Regions from separate parts of the Homo sapiens genome. Here region 1 is linked to region 2. A link is an interaction called in ENCODE POLR2A ChIA-PET data of the cell type or tissue named here. Cell type or tissue: OCI-LY7. All regions are shown on one strand. Links, peaks and the distances in the headings refer to the core of each region. The heading gives the core; the rest is flanking DNA. Region 1 has its middle 170 kb from the start of MAN1A1. Region 2 overlaps MAN1A1 (mannosidase alpha class 1A member 1).

Region 1 (2,934 bases), core at 341-2,840, 180 kb after region 2:
TTGTGATGTTTATCATAATGGATTCGTGTTGGCCTGTTCTTAAATTTCCATAAATGGAATCATATAGCCTATGCATTTTTTTGGCTTGGCTACTTATATTCAATATTTTGTCTGAGATATTCATCATTGTTATTGAATGTAGCTGTAATTTTTGCTTTATAAAAATATAACACAATTTACTTTTTGTAAGAATATAACACAATTAAGCAAATCTATAGAAACAGAAAATAAATTAGTTGTTGCCTGGGGCTCAGGGTGAGAAAAGGGATTAACTGTAAAGGAACATGAGGGATCTTATCAGGGTAATGAAAGTTTTCTGAAACTAGGCTACAGTGATGGTTGCACAACTTAGTAAATTTTCTAAAAATCATTGAGTTGCACATTTTAAACTGGGTGAATGGTATGGCATATAAATTATATTTCACTAAAGCTTTTTAAAAATGCCACAATTTATTTATCCATTCTACAGTTAAGGAACACTTGAATTGGTTCCGGCTTTGTGCTATTATGAATGAAGGTGCAATAAACGTACTTCAGTGTGTCTTTTGGTGAACATATGCACTCATTTAAGTTGGAGTAAGATTGTTTGCTCAAAGTTCATTACTTTTTATAAACTTATTGTAATGCAGTATTTTATTGATTACTAAAAGTTTTACATTTGTATTGTAGTATTCATCTTTAAAAGACAAAGACAAGAATCCAGGATGATCATACTTACCGTCCAGAATTGAAAAGTGACAGCACCCTGTCATTTGCTTTAGATATTTGTCTTTCCTTTTGAAAGAAAAGAAATGTAAGCCTTGTTCATTGACATCTGGCATATAGTCAGTATTCATGAAATATTAGTGAAATAAATGTATTTAAGGTAACAGTTTTTAGATTGCAAGAGGAATGCACACTCAATGTAAGAGTCTTTTATAAACGGTATATTGAATATGCTTTTTTACTGCCTACTTTAAAAAATAATACTTAATATTTATTTTTCGTTTTCTCTGTGTCAGAAAGTTCTACTAAGCACTTCATAGACCTTATTTCATGAAAAACATATATTGTGCACACAATTATTGTAACACAATTTATGATGATTGAATGTATTTCTTTGCGCAAATTTATCATAATTTATTTTAATAATCTTCTATTCTTGAACATTGGTTTGTTTCCAAATTTTCACTTTTCTAAGTGACAAATCAAATAAATTCTTTATACATAACTTTGATTATTTCCTTAGTATAGAGCTTTGGAACTAGAACTATAAGACCAAGGAATAGATACATTTTAGAGTTGTATGGTTTGTTTTGTCAGAATAAACTTCAGAAAAGTTGTACCCTTGTAGACTCTCACCAGTACTATAGGAGACCAGCTTAAGGCAAAGAAGTAGGTTTTGTTTTGATACAGGAAATAACGTTTTCACAAAATAGCTGTCCTGAAGATATTCAGGCAGGTGTTGAGTGAACATCTGTCAAGGATGCTGGAAAGGGGAACTCACACTGGGTGGCAGTTGGTTTATAAATTTTAATGACCTTTTCTACTCTCAAATTTGTAAAAATACTATTTCCTATTCCTCATTCCTCATTGCTTAATTCTCTTAGAACAACATTTTAATAAAGACTTGTTGATCTTAATGTCAAGATTACCTTCTGTTTGCTATTTACAATTCTCATTAGGTCCAATGTTTGCATTTCCAAGTAAATAAACTGACATCTCTTTATTATTTTATTCATGACTAAACTCTTTCTAAAAGGGCATCAGCACTGTACCCATAAGAATAGTCTCATGTGAGAAACTCATTTAAAAATCATATTTTGGATCCTTGGTAAAACCACTCTTTTCTTTTTGTATTGGGAAATGAAATATACAGTGTTAATACTTGATCCCTGTGAGATTAGAGTCTCCTTGAGAAAGCATTCTCAAATGTGCACTATGAGAATAAAAATATGGACATAAAAATTAGAAAAATAATGTACTTAAGTGAACTTTGGGAGGGTTTTCCCACTATACTTTTACACTAAAGTCTTTTGAGTATATTTTAGGTTTGTGTAAGATAAAGTATTTCATTGGAGGATTGACTATTTCATAATTAAATCACCACTGAGCACAGTGGTAGTGGGTTTCATTTGGTGAAAATTATCGACATGGTATTGTGCTGCAATATCACACATGTATAAAAAGTACAACAACATAAGTTCTTTGTCTTTGAACACTGTACAATCAATATTCTATTACTACAATGCTGGTTTTGTTGCATTGTAGCTAAATTAGTGTGTCAGGTATAGAGATGCTTAAACCAGACATTCACATAATGAGGATGATGCAAGAATTCTAATCATTTTGTCACCTAATACACACTTATCTTTTTCCCTCCAGAGGTTTCAGAAATACTTCTCAATTTAAAAGTCATTAAGATATTTATAAATATCTAAGGAAGTGTGTTAATTTGTATTATTGTAGATAAAATTGTATGATAAAACTGACATTTTAGTAATAATGATTATATTCATACAGGGCCCTATTGTTAGCGTCCAGTGGGTGTTATTTCTCAACTTGGTATAAATATAAATCCTTAAAAGTATGGAAATGCAAGCTACTTAAAAAATATAAGTGGAATATGGAAATGTTACTGAAATACTAATAATATTACATAGTGAGTCCTAAAGTGTGTCTAAAGTACAAGCTATCTGTATCCCTTTAACTGGGAACTCACTAGGAGAAAGAGAAAATATAGTGGCATATACATATGTTATGATAATATGTAACATACCACCCGAAAAATGCATAGAAGCTAACGGAAATACTTTGAGCTTAGCTTAAGCAATGCTATATCATCTTAATATTTTTATTAATATAAAATCCAAATTACTTAGAGCAAATACCATGTTGTATTGAAATATTTATTGCATTCATTTTTATTTACTAACAGGAATTAACAAGTTTAAG
Region 2 (2,934 bases), core at 295-2,794:
TGCGGGAATAGGCATATTTGACTATGAGAAAGAGACAAATTAATTCTTTAACATATATTCTGAAGAAGCTGAAGATGTATATGCAGTAAGTATATCATTCTAAAGATACTTAAGTTTTTTTGGAATTTGGTAAAAATCAAAGAAAATCAGAGTTGACCGTAGCAAAATAAAATTATAGGTATGGAAGATCTTTTTGATGAACTGGAAATGTATCCCTTTAAGCACTAAAACTCAATTTTAACTATTTTTGATACCCTTTTGAAACTTCATTATCCACTTTCCTGAGTTATTAAACAGCATATGGATCAATGCAATCTTGGCTTGATGGCTTTAGGTGGTGACCAGTAACAGCAATAATCACAAGCAGCATTTGTTGTGTGCCCACTTCATGTCTGATACCATTCTAAGTGCTTTACTATCACATTTAAGCCTCAGGATCCAACAAAGTGGGTACTATTAACCTCATTTTACAAATGAGGAAACTAAAGTTCTGAGAGATTAAGTAATTTGCAGACGGTCACAAAGCAAGAGAATGGTAGAGGCCAGATTCAGACCCACGTTATCTGAGTCCAGATCCACCCTTCTAACCACTACATTGCTTCAAATGGATGGATCAGAGACAGGTAAGTGCATCCCAAAAGAGAATCGCCAGAACCTACTTGGGTGGAGAGAATTGCCCATAGATTGGTGTGATTTTTACATGTCTACTTTTAAAACAATCATCCTTTAGGTTAGCTGTCATTCTTCTATTATCCATGGTGCAATATCAGAAGAGCACACACATTTATAATTTTAAAGCAGCCCTTCTAGTCATCACATGTCCCTTCTCTGGGTGATCCCCTTTCACCCTTTGTATATACAGTAACTCACTCTCTTCTTCTCTCCCTTCCTTCTTCTTCCCCACTTTTCCTCATAAAGAATGTTTAACTGAATGATTACAAATGCCTGTGCTTCTTGGAGAGATCTTTATAAAGAAAACAAGATGTCCTATCAAGCTTTCCCCGGGTGTCTTTACAAAGAAGAAGATTTCTAAACCATGCCACTGGTAAGATTTTTAAAAATTACTATAATTGACTTAAAAACTACTTTGATCCATCGTTGGCTGAAAAAAAAAAAAAGAAAAACCACCAACTTAGTATAAGGTCAAATTTATAATAATGCAGAATTGTATGTTTTCTGTACTCTCTATTAGGGTCTGCAAATAGTAAGCACGGATAATTTATACAATTCTTTGGGGTTTTATTTAGGAGACAAACCATGTGGGAGACAATGCGCAACACTCACAGAAGACTGGGGCTTCCCTCTGCAACTCAACTCTGCCACTAGCTGGTGATGTGATTTCCAGAATGATCTTTGTGTCTTGGTTGCCTCTACTGTAAAATGAATGAGCTACCTCTCAGATCTCATTCAGATGCAATACCTTACGACTCGGAGCATACACTTAGTTTTAAAATCTGAGATTTAAAGTTATCATGGCATAATTTGCAGAGTTTGTGTAAAGGGCCTTTTAACAGATTGAGAGGTTGGGGGTGGGGATAAGATATAGTTCAATCACTGAACACCAAGCAAGGAACTAGGCTAAGAATACTGAGGGAAAAGTCAAGACTTATTTCCTCAAAGAGGGAATCTCTTCCCTAAACTACCAAACAGGTATCTTGTTTATTATTTTCGTCTACTTGGCGGGGAGGTTGTTTTGCCACTCGTTTCACAGTATCTCTGGAGCCCACAGTGGCTGTTCCTATTTTGACTAATCAAACCCTTCTTTGACCAACATACACAAGATTATAAAGAAAGAAATTTAAAAGACCACAGGTGCTTGACTGGGTTAGGAGGTATAACCAGGTTCCAGTGCAATTCTGATCTACCCTGTGTATTCAGCCCTCATCCCTCACACGGATCTGCAGGCATTCCTCCCCTCTGACCTTCGGACACATGCTTAAAATTCTCTTCAATGAAAAATTTGTACCACCACAGCTTATGAAATAATCTGATTCAAATATGTAAGTTCTTCAATGAATTCCAACCAATTCAGATCTCATACAAATGCATTTTGTGTAATACTAAGATAAATTTTTCAAGATGGTTTAGTTCATTAGCTCACCTAAGAAGTACAGATAGATGCATTTGTTTGAAAATATTTTTTAAAACCTCTTTTCACACTTTTAACTAGTTTCTAAGTCCCATATACATAAGAAGCTCCTTTATATGAATCCCAGTTGCCTTGATAAGAGGAAGACAGAATATTCTAGGAGAAACTATCAACAGCTTACAGAAAATGAAGCTGAACATAATTAACTACCCATTACTGTATATATGTATTTTTTTGCTTTTGTATATTAACAGTCAGCACCTACTCCAGTACTTAAACTGTTGAAAACTAACCTACTTGTTAAGGAGAGAAAAACCTTCACAAACACTCCATGTCCTCCCTGCTCTGGGGAAGGGCCTCTGGGTGGAGCAATCCCACACTAGCCTATGTTCAGTAGGGAATGTGTCACGGCACAGTGGCACAGGCAAGCAACCTAAGGATGTTGAAGCTTCTTGGGTCAGGTCTCCAAATCATGGCTTTTATTATTTTGTAAATATTATTTTCCACCCCAGAACTACCCATAAAAATAAACTGGAAAGTTAAGTGTCAAAATAAAAGTGTTTTGTTTTAACCTGCCAAGGCAGATTATTCTCACATCTGATCTTTACCAAAAGGGTATAAACTGTCAATAGTTAATATAAATTATAGGCTATATGCCTAAGGCTAGCATAAAGTATAATAAATGTGAATTTTAACTACTAGCCATCAATATGAAAATGTTCTTTAAATTCATGATTACACAAATAGGTCTGGAATAAAATACTAAAGTCTTGTTTTAGAACTGAGAGAAGAAAACTGTGACCCCACAGGTGCAGGGTCCTAAAGCCTTACATGACAAATCTAAG

The links. Peaks named below come from ENCODE experiments on the same cell type or tissue, not always from the same donor. Only the 100,000 strongest peaks of a DNase experiment are listed, where the experiment ranks them.
Region 1: POLR2A ChIA-PET joins it to region 2 with 6 read pairs; 1 of 35 experiments calls an interaction of 5 or more read pairs at or near these places.

The regions. Positions count from the first base shown.
Region 1 is chr6:119,522,312-119,525,245 of GRCh38, forward strand. No RefSeq gene overlaps it. Among named protein-coding and RNA genes, the nearest start is that of MAN1A1, 170 kb to the left of the region's middle. In OCI-LY7, for the core only: no CTCF peak of the experiment used is centred there; DNase peaks (open chromatin) are centred at 1,440 and 2,300; H3K4me3 peaks cover 1,674 bases; H3K27ac peaks cover 2,500 bases.
Region 2 is chr6:119,342,032-119,344,965 of GRCh38, forward strand. All of the region lies in intron 2 of MAN1A1 (mannosidase alpha class 1A member 1), which reads right to left. Among named protein-coding and RNA genes, the nearest start is that of MAN1A1, 6.3 kb to the right of the region's middle. In OCI-LY7, for the core only: CTCF peaks have their summits at 1,326, 1,528, 2,515 and 2,717; a DNase peak (open chromatin) is centred at 1,350; H3K4me3 peaks cover 2,500 bases; H3K27ac peaks cover 104 bases.